Linked DNA regions of Homo sapiens: regions 2, 3 and 4 are each linked to region 1. Evidence: chromatin loops called from intact Hi-C (ENCODE). Cell type or tissue: gastrocnemius medialis. All regions are shown on one strand. Region 1 overlaps PREP (prolyl endopeptidase). Region 2 overlaps POPDC3 (popeye domain cAMP effector 3). Region 3 overlaps POPDC1 (popeye domain cAMP effector 1). Region 4 overlaps PREP (prolyl endopeptidase).

Region 1 (2,500 bases):
AGCTCTGAAAGTTGCTAGCTCAGTGACCTGAGACAAGGCACCAAAGTACTAGAATGCAAGTTCTGTAGTGAAAGACAATGAGTAGGAAATATACTCTAAATGCCTGTTTATCTAGAAAGGTTGAGACATCAAATCTAACCACAGAATGAAATAAATATGCAACAGGGGCTGGTTACTGTACACGGAAAGAGTTTCAAATGCCTGACCTCCCTATTCTTCTGTCCTGTGCACCAGAAGTGGTACCTTGAAGGAGGCTGTGTTAAACCTGAAGGTACTGGCACTTAATATATTTTATCGATACTTTCTGTTTATAGATCCATCTAGGTTAGCCCATTGCATATTCACAGCATAATGTGAATCCCTATAATCTAATGATGCTTTGTGTCCCATCTGATTTGGCTCAGAGGATAAGAACAAGGAAGGTGGGGTTTGAAGAAAACATCCTAGACTCATAAACCAGAGTTGGTCAGGTGATCGCTAGGAAATAAATTTCAAAGTTTAAGGGTGAAAAAAGAGAACTGAACTGTGGAAGTCCCTTAAGGCCAGAGAAGGTATCTGGACTTGAGAAGGAGGCAGGGAGATCAGTTGGTATGTTCCCAGTGTAATCTGAAATAAATGTAAGGAGAAGTAGGAGTAGTCAGGAGAAAGACAGACAACTCTAGGAGAACCTACCAAAACAAGAATCAGGGGATCCGAAAAGTCACGTATGTAAAAAGGCGGCAAACTTTGTAACCCATGGAGATTTTGTTTTAACTGATTTTAGGTTGGGTTTTAACATTATTCAAAGAAAAAAACAAAAACAAGTCTCAAAAAGTTTTGCCTTTCCCTGATATCCGTGAAAGGTTTTTCTATGATTTCTCACCCCTGACTCCCAGAGCCATGCATATGGGACTGCTCTACTGGATTATTACAACACGCAGGTCTGGAGCTCACCCTAGGCAACTCTCCAAGGTTCCACAAGTACAGAGTTCACCGGTTCAACCACTAAGTGGTTTGAACCACAGAGAATAAGTGCACTGTGCTCTAAGCTGCTATGGCTGCCTGTTTTTTTCCAAATGTGACTCAAGGTGCCAAAGTAAGTCATAAATGGCTTGGGCTCAAGATGTGTTTTCACCATGTACCTCCAAGGAAAACAAAGTCAGCTGGTGTGCACCTGCCAGAGTTATCAAATGTCTGCAGCAGGAAGCTGGAGCTGCAGTTATTTGTGACCCTGGGGCTTTACATATAATTGAGTACCTCTGCTCTTTACTGTAGTAGTGAACAGCTAGCCTTCAGACACCAGTGCAAGACTACTTGTGAGCCTATGTGTATATACCCACACTGACAATCCATGCTTTCATGAGATCTAATCTAATTATCTGATGGCTGTTTTTGCATTTGGTCTCACAAGATCTGAATCCGGAAGCCCCATTCTCTGGTTTTAGAAATCAAATTGCATTCGGCAGAGAAAAGAGAAAAATGGAGGCAAAACTAGTAAAAGGAGACAGACAAAGCTTGGTCAGAAAATTAAAGCTTGGTCAGAAAATGCCTGGCAGTACAGAACGAGGAACACACTTCTCTTTTCAAATTTCACAGCCACAGTCACGGGTAATATTTCATTGTTTGGCACAGAACCCAGCATTTTACACTTGGACAATAAGCCCTTTCTTCCCCAGGTAATGATGAGCTTGTTCCTGACATAAATGGTCACATGCGGTCACTGAAGGAGGTTTACAGGCCTTTGGGGACTCCAGCTTTTTTTAAGAGCAGGTGAGTCACCCTCACTGCCCTCCTCATTGCCCTTTATCCATTTAAACTATTTAAGATACGAAATTTTCCAAAGTAAAACTTCTGTACCCAGTGTAAATTTGAGGAAATTAACTGTGGGCCCTGCAGCAGTGGGCTAAGAATGGCTATCTAGAAGAAATGATTTTCCTCATCTGTCCACTGGCTGCTGCTGTACTCCAGGTTCTAGGGGGAAGAGGGAATGGGGGGAGGTGCAGGACACCCTGAAGTCGAATTCTCGAACGGTCACTTCCTGGCTTCTGGCCCTTGCATGGTTTCCACATTCTTGTGGGTGCTTTTCCTAGCTTCTCTTGATCCGCTGCAAGGTGCTTGGGAAAGTAAAGCCTGGCTAGGTTTTCAAGGTATACTATCAGACCTATTTACAGAACATCATTCTTTTGGTTTTAATAACCCTGACAGCAACCTACCACCACTATAAGATTCCTTATGGATTGCCTGCTCTGTGACTCAGAGGCTCAAAATAACAGTGATGAGACATCACTGTCAACTGGCCAAATCCCAAGAGGAGGACAGGGCCACTTGAGCACCTGCCTTGCTCTCCCCTAAGACTGCTTTTTTTGTCTAATGACCAAACGACTGCAGCAAAACTGAGTGGGACAAAAAGCACTTTGGAGGAGTTCAACATATGTGCATAAGGAAAGTGCAGACTTTTTTCAGCCAGATTGCTTTTAGGACAGGGTCTGCCTGGTCAACTGCAAACTGCTAACTGAGCCAG
Region 2 (2,500 bases), 160 kb before region 1:
TCCTCTGCACATACATTCTCTACCCTTTCAGCCATATGGTGGAAATGCTAATATGTAATCTGAGTCAGGAGAGCATTAGCCATGATGACAGAGCTACAGGATATATGTATCATTTGCCACCCAGTTTCCTAACAATAAATGATTTCAGTGTAAAGCATTCATGACATTGATTTTTTAAAACCATGGTAACATTCAAAAGCCTTGAACTTGTGTGCTATATTTAGTGTTTTATTTTTGAAATAGATTATTTCCAGCACACCTGTTAATAAACTATCAGATATCACAGATCTTGCCCCATAGGAGAAAAAATACAGAGGTGAAAATGACTTAGCTGGAGTAAAAAATGGAACAGTGTAATCACCAACAGAAGTAGAAATGGAAATAAAGGAGCTGTTGTTGAAGTTCCTGATTTTTCATCTTGGATAGTGATTCTTTTCTCAGTAAGTAATGACTTCAAGAACACTGCCAGGTGAATCATTTAAAAAAAAAGAAAAAAAAAGCTTAGACTTACAACTTATAGTCATATTGTTGTTTTTGCTTGTTTTCAAATACATTTCAAACATGCTGCATATCCCTAATTATTCTCCCCATCAATCAATCTACGAGATGATGGTGATGAAATTGAAGACAGGCCAGCATCCTGAACATGTTCAATTTCTCCTCTTTTAAACAAAGCACAAAATTTTATTCTACTGGGTATTACAACAAAGAAAAATTATTGTTCAAATACAATGAGTAGTGAGAACTGCAAAATACCAGGCTGCAAATGTCAGTCTCCCTGCTGTTTCAAAACTAGGGTATTTTAAATCAATCAATTCTTCAGGATACCAAACACACCCACGAAAGCCAGTTTAAAAAGATTTGCTAGTGGAGCTCTGAACTTTGGTTTGAACTTCCTTAAAAATTTATAATCCTCAGCGAAATGTTAAAATGATGCTAATAGAGAAAGGCCATGTAAAACGTTCGTGGCAATTCAGAAGGGAACTTCTGGGAATCCTGTCTCCTTAAAAATCTTGATTTGTAGGATATATTGGGGCTTCTGCATTCCAGGGTCATGACCCATTATGATTATAAGGGGAACTGTGCTTCCATCTTTACTAATCTACTTCGTTTCATTCAGCTGTTACCAAACCATCTTTTTATCCTTGATACTGTACTGCTCAATGCAGCGTGCTGACTTGCCCTGATTAAATTACTCCACACCCAGCCCTTCTTCACTTGTGTTTTTATTTGGTCACCAAAACAGATATGCTTTATTAGAAGTGGAAGAACTGACAGGGGCAGGTGATGAGCAGGAGTGTCCTTCTGACATGTGCCAGCAGCACTATATGAATGTCCAACATGATTCATCAACCAGCTGTCTGCCTTAAAGGCCTGTAAGCCTGAGGTCATGTTTTGCGTAAATAAATGCTGACATGCCAAAGTGGCACAATGGATTTCTTTCCTAAGCACTAGAGTTGATCTTCACTGCAAAGTAAGTTAGCACACTGAGCTACAAATGATGAAGACAAACTTAAGTGCAAATAAACACAGTTGTTCCAAGCTCATCTGGGTTTTTTTCTCTTTAAATTGTTAAGATTACGAGTTATAAAGGAATAGGAAATGTAAATGAAGATACAAGGATGCTCAATGAAATGCAAAGTAAACCTGCTGGCAAATTAGCTAGAAACTGCATTTATTGCAACAGAACTTCTGCATTTATTATCTCATTGCCACGAGGGAGGCAGAATCTAAATCATCATGTCCAGCTTACAAATGAGAAAAGAAGGGCACAGATTGGTTGAGTCTCTGGCTTCAGGTAAAACAGGTGGTGGCATGGAGCTCCAATTCCCGTCCGCCCCTCTTTAGACCCTCTCCAACATTCAGTGCCAGCTCTCAAGACTGTGAATCAAATATTAATGTTTTGGGGAACCCAAGTGGGATATTCTTCCAGGGCTGCTTTGCCAAGAAAATAAAAATCCTAACCATGGATATTTCAGACTTACCCTATAAGTTCTTGTACTGTTCAGTCTGTAACTCTTAGAATACTGCTGGAGACACAGAGAGCCGCTCATGAATAATTTGCTGTATTATTCAATATTGACTGGTTTCCTCTCCTAGACTGAAATTCTCAGGGGCAGCAGGGGCAAAGACAAATGCTTTTGTATTTCTGAGCCTTAGCACTCAATAAGTTTGGCTTAATACATTGGTACAGAAGTGCAAGCACTCTGCCTTCTCCCTTCTCACTCTCTATCCAATGTAACAGATATTGTAACATCTTCTGTCATCTATGGGCACAGAATTGGGGGGCTCCAAATGTCCAAGATGTTTAAGTGCAAAAACACAGAGGAGCTGGGGCATCACTTTTTCAAAATGCCTGGCACAACCCCAAATGCATAAGGGAATCCTTTTGTCTGTTCACAACCTTGAACTCCTTAAGAACAGTTTATTGCTTTGATTAAAAACAACAACTTGGGTAGTCAGTGGTATTGAGTGAGTTTTGGTTGCTAAGCAACCCACA
Region 3 (2,500 bases), 220 kb before region 1:
ACAATTTCCATAAACCATTCTATTTCAATCCAGCATCTCAATAAAATAACCAAGTCAAGAAGAGACTCTCAGTCAGGAGCACAGATGAGGGACAGATTCCACCGCATGTGCTTGGATGATCTGAGCTTCTCAAATATATTCAGTTCCCAGGGGTTTGCCCCACAGTCTGCTTAGGACTCAGAACGCATGTTCCTACATTAATATCATACATGGGGGCTTGAGTCTCATATTAGCCCTTGAAAGTTGATTTAACTCCTAATTTCCCCAAAGAATACTTCTATTCCAAAATTATGGAACCTAATCACCATCTGTAATATCACCTAAAACATTTCTTGCCTCCACCATGGAGTCCAGCCACCCACTGGGCTTACACGCAAAGGAGACAGGGGAAGAGGAAGAAAGGCCAGGCATTCAGGAGGGACAAGCCAAGTAGAGGAAACGCAATCCCAGGCAGCAGCAGGAGAAAAGGCAACCCCAGGGCCTTTTAGGATGCCATTTAATCAAAGGAACCAGGCAGCAATTCATTCATTCAGTCACTCACTGGTTCATGCATTCACCAAATGGTTATCAAGCATCTACCATATAATGGATACCATGCTTGATGTAGAAGAAAATACTATCTAAAAGTAAGAGTAGAAGTCATTATCAAAAGGCCTCTCAAGGTGCCTAATGAGCAGCTAACGTGACTGCATAAACTCCCCTCCTTACAGTCACCACCATCACTGTCAGGATCCATGTTGTCCGGGTTTCCACCTGCTCTGCCCACACCCATATCTTCGCTACCCAATCACAGGGTGGAGTGGCATTCCGGCAGCCCACAAATGCTGAACTCAGCTGGGGAGAAGGTTGATGGTGGAGGGATACCGGGTGAAACCTGGCTCTTTAAATACATGCTCACAGCAAAAGCGAGTGGAGGATCTATTAAGACATGAAGCAGATCTGCTACAAGATGACCACAGAAGTTTGTCAAGATCAGCTGTCATTCACTGGCAGGAGTCAGGAGCAGACAGCTGGGTTGGCCAGCACAGGGAGAATGCCACAACCAGCAAGGAGGGCCAAGGGCTATGAGCATGTCACACGGCTGCTCCTGGAGGGAGGCTGAGACAGCGGCAAAGGCTTTGCCCTGGCACTCAGCCATGAACGAGTGGTCATTCCTGGCCCCTGGTATGGCACAGGGGGAGGGAGCATGCAGAGTGGTCAAGACCAGAGGCTCAGCAAACAGTTCCAGAGTTCAAATCCCTACTCTGCAACCTGCACTCAATTACTATACCTTTCTAGGCCTCTGTTTCCATATCTATAAAAAGGGGATATTCTTAGGATCTGCTCCATGGGATTGTTAGGAGGATTAAACAGAATAATGCATAGGATGTACTTAGCAGGGTGTTGGGCCTATAGAACATGTGACTAAATGTCATTTCTTATTAACTGTACAGTCACTGCCGTACATCTGGGGAAATGCTACCACCAGTCACATCCTCTAACATAAAAAAATATGCAGGGCTAGACTGTGGTACAGCTAATGTATACTCGCTGTATATATACGGAAATTGTTCACTTACAGACATTTACAGCAAAAATACTGAGTCTCTTGAATGACAACTATTGACATAAACTGTAGAAAAGAAGCATCTAATAAAATGGTCCAAGAACCCAATTCTGCACAGGGCACAGCATGGGAAGTTCTCAGGCGAGTTCTTCCCCTTTCCCATGCAGGTGACATCAAACACACGAAACACAACCTCTACTTCAATGTCTATTCAAATGGCAATGAATTCTATCTGTGCGACCTTGGACAAGTTACTTCTTTGTGCCTTAATTTCCTTACCTGTAAAATAGGAATAATAAGAACAGCACCTATTTCATATGGTTGTTATAAGGATAAAACAACTTGATATTTGTAAAGTTATTAGATCAGTGCCTGGGATGTAATAACCACTTTGTAAATATTTGTAAGAACATAAAAATCAATTACTATGGTCTTTGGAAGGCTATGGACTTAATAATGAGAAAATTTGTTAAAATTCATCATTGCTCATAAGAATGGCCAATAAAGGAAATGGGCCTTGTGCTCAAATGTGGGTTTGTGTTTCTCAATCTTAGCTCTCTTGAGTGTGGCAAAATTGTCTTTAAAAAAAAAAAAAAAAGCCCTGGTTTCCATCATATTTTTAGCCTTAAGTTATCATTGGGTCTCATAAATATTAACTTAGGCTGAGTATCTACAATGAGACAAAACTCTCAGAACAAACAATAAGATGGCATGTCTAAGAGCATTAAATCAAGTCAATAATATATAGTATATAGACATAATTGTGTAACACGCTTAACAGAAACATACCCAGTTTATTCTGTCTGAGGAAGTAGGACTAACTGGTTTCTAGTTTTTAAGCTCATCTATCATACCAGGAAGGACATCCTACAGTTATATTGAGGCAGGTATCTATACTCTGGAGCCACAATGGTATCTGACCCTCCCAACTCTCTCACCTATACTTTGCATTTT
Region 4 (2,500 bases), 50 kb before region 1:
CATGTACAACTTTTTCTTTTTCAAAACAGTCCTAAAAAAACTAAACATATAAGTCCTCTGTGATCGAGCAATTCCACTACTGGGTATGAATCCAAAAGAAAGGAAATCAGTATATCAAAAAGATATCTGCACTCCTGTGTCTACTGCAGCACTATCCACAACAGCCAAGATAGGGAATCAACCCACGTGCCCATCAGCAGATGAACAGATGAAGAAAATGTGGTACATATATACAATGGAATATGATTTAGCCATGAAAAAGACTGAGATCCTGTCATTTGCAGCAACATGGATGGAACTGAAGGTCAATATGGTAAGTGAAATAAGCCAGGCACAGGAAGACAAATATCCCATGTTCTCCACTCATGTGGGAGCTAAAAAAGCAGGCAGAGAAAGGGAGGATGAAGAGATTAATGCCTACAAATATACAGTTTGAAAGAAGACCTAGTGTTAGATCAGTAGGGTGTCTATAGTTTACAATAATCTACTGTGCATTTCAAAATAGCTAGAAGAGAGTAATCATAAGAAAGAGCCAAAGGGCAGAGCACAGGATACAGAAAAGTGGGATCAAATAGAGAAGAATCCCTTAGAGTTCTGGGTAGGAGCCCAATCTCAAGTCTTATTTCTAATGTTTAAAGCTCCCCCTACTCCCCAAAATACCTTTAGTTGGTGGGATTAGTTGTCCTGTGAAAATCTAGACACAAAAATTAGGTTGGAAAAGAGAACTCGTAACTGGAGGCCAATCATGCTAGGCATTAAAAACGTATTACTGTATTCCTCCTCCTCCTCATCAGTTGCTAAGTGACATTTGGGATTTGAACCCAGTCCTGATATCTGAAGCTCACACACTACACACTGTATTTTCTGCTGTAAAGCAGACCTCAGAAAGTATGGTTAGATTCTGTGCAACCTTGAAAATGCTCTGGACTCAGTGGGTCCAACTCAGCTATTTGTACTTCACACCACACAGCTAGTCTAGGAAAGAGGCTGCCTCTGGCTTGACCATGCAAATGTATTTTCTTTCTTTCCTGCCATGCTGGTCAGCAGTTACACCAAAGCTAGCTAGTATCAGTATCTGAGTAGATGGTGATGACGACAGAGTCTCAGCATGCAACACTAGCTACTGGCACACTTTGTTTCCAGAGGAGTTATGGTGAATCTTATACTCAATGACAACTGTATTATGTACCGTACTAAATAGTAACGGAAAACATGATTCCAGTAGAGAAAAACCAAGCCATATAGCTGTCTTTCAATATGCTTGGTATGCAGTGATATGCTTGATAGAAAATGGTATGTCTAATTTTTGACCATAACTTGAAACGTAGAGAATGAGAGAGTGCTCTTAAAAGCACATACATATACAACTTGGAAGATGGGACTTACTTGGAAAAGTACAAATTATTGGAATAATGAAGTAATCTTTTAAGCTATTTTATATAAGGTTAAGATACTATATAAAATAATAATTTTTATCATATCATCTGATAAAGCAAGACAAAGGAAAAAAAACTGTTTTAAGTTAGATCAGCATTTCCCAAACTGATACTCAAAGGAACATTGTTTCATGAAATGTTAAAATATATGCCTTGAAAAAAATTTTATGGATGAAAGTTTAAGGAATAGTATATCTTAAAAATCTTGGGGGTGGGCAAACCAAAACTTTTTTTTTTTTTTTTCCAGTAAGTAAGTATGACTATTTCTATTTCCAGGAGTGATCTATGCAGGAGAAACAGCTTGGGAAATGCTGAAATTTCTGACTGTAAGAAATGCTTGGATATATGTATCTGTTTGTTTGGATAATTTACTCATGTGATCTCTTGGAACCAAGGATCCTTGGATCCAAGGAACTCTGATTTCTAGGAATACTTTGTAAACAAATCAATATACAAATAGGTGAATAATCTGAATTTTCCAGCCCAGTGATTTTTGAAAGGAGGCATCCAAACCAAAAGAGCCCCAGATCAGATTTTTACCCAACTAAGTGGTCAGTGTTTGTTTATGACAGTGAACCCCCTCTGACAGCTTCATCACCTCTAACAAACAAACAAACAAGGGAGACAGAGTGGATGAACAACTTATTTTCAAAGCTAACAAACATTCTATGACTTAACTGCTTGAAAACTAACTTGTTGCAGAAAGGTGAAATGCTTTATTCTCACAGAAAACTCCACTTCTGGAGTTGCCCCTCAATATGAAGAAACCGGAAGTAAAAGCCTGTCATTCTTAAATAACATTTATTATTGTTGCAAAGAAGTCTTCTCCATGAGAACAGTTCTCACATTTATTTAAAGATATAGAGGTTATGGATATAGATAAGTATGCCCGACTATGATCCTTAATTCAGCAATCTAATATTCACAATGTGTTTGTTGCCATTTAGCTATTTATCCCAACATGCCCTTAAAAAAAACACCAAAAAACCACATGTGCCTAGACAGGGTGGAAAAAGAAACACCAAGGCCTTGCTAAAAAGGAGAAGCCTAAAAAAGATAAAATT

Evidence for each region. Hi-C counts contacts between places; a loop is a spot of excess contacts. Peaks named below come from ENCODE experiments on the same cell type or tissue, not always from the same donor. Only the 100,000 strongest peaks of a DNase experiment are listed, where the experiment ranks them.
Region 2: a loop joins it to region 1, with 4 times the contacts of the local background. A loop is called at or near these places in 3 of 110 quality-filtered maps.
Region 3: it touches region 1 in a loop (4-fold over the local background); 2 of 110 quality-filtered maps call a loop at or near these places.
Region 4: a loop joins it to region 1, with 4 times the contacts of the local background. A loop is called at or near these places in 3 of 110 quality-filtered maps.

Annotation. Positions count from the first base shown.
Region 1 is chr6:105,325,343-105,327,842 of GRCh38, forward strand. The region is part of intron 9 of PREP (prolyl endopeptidase); the gene reads right to left. Among named protein-coding and RNA genes, the nearest start is that of PREP-AS1, 48 kb to the left of the region's middle. In gastrocnemius medialis, no CTCF peak of the experiment used is centred here; DNase peaks (open chromatin) are centred at 1,129, 1,699 and 2,279; H3K27ac peaks cover 2,500 bases.
Region 2 is chr6:105,163,302-105,165,801 of GRCh38, forward strand. All of the region lies in intron 1 of POPDC3 (popeye domain cAMP effector 3), which reads right to left. All of the region lies in intron 2 of POPDC1-AS1 (POPDC1 antisense RNA 1), which reads left to right. Among named protein-coding and RNA genes, the nearest start is that of POPDC3, 15 kb to the right of the region's middle. In gastrocnemius medialis, no CTCF peak of the experiment used is centred here; a DNase peak (open chromatin) is centred at 1,320; H3K4me3 peaks cover 331 bases; H3K27ac peaks cover 2,500 bases.
Region 3 is chr6:105,101,342-105,103,841 of GRCh38, forward strand. The region is part of intron 7 of POPDC1 (popeye domain cAMP effector 1); the gene reads right to left. Among named protein-coding and RNA genes, the nearest start is that of POPDC1, 35 kb to the right of the region's middle. In gastrocnemius medialis, no CTCF peak of the experiment used is centred here; a DNase peak (open chromatin) is centred at 1,050; H3K27ac peaks cover 2,500 bases.
Region 4 is chr6:105,275,499-105,277,998 of GRCh38, forward strand. It overlaps PREP (prolyl endopeptidase), which reads right to left. Exons shown (of 15, transcript NM_002726.5): 15 at 1-2,500. Among named protein-coding and RNA genes, the nearest start is that of PREP-AS1, 2.3 kb to the right of the region's middle. In gastrocnemius medialis, no CTCF peak of the experiment used is centred here; a DNase peak (open chromatin) is centred at 1,083; H3K27ac peaks cover 2,500 bases.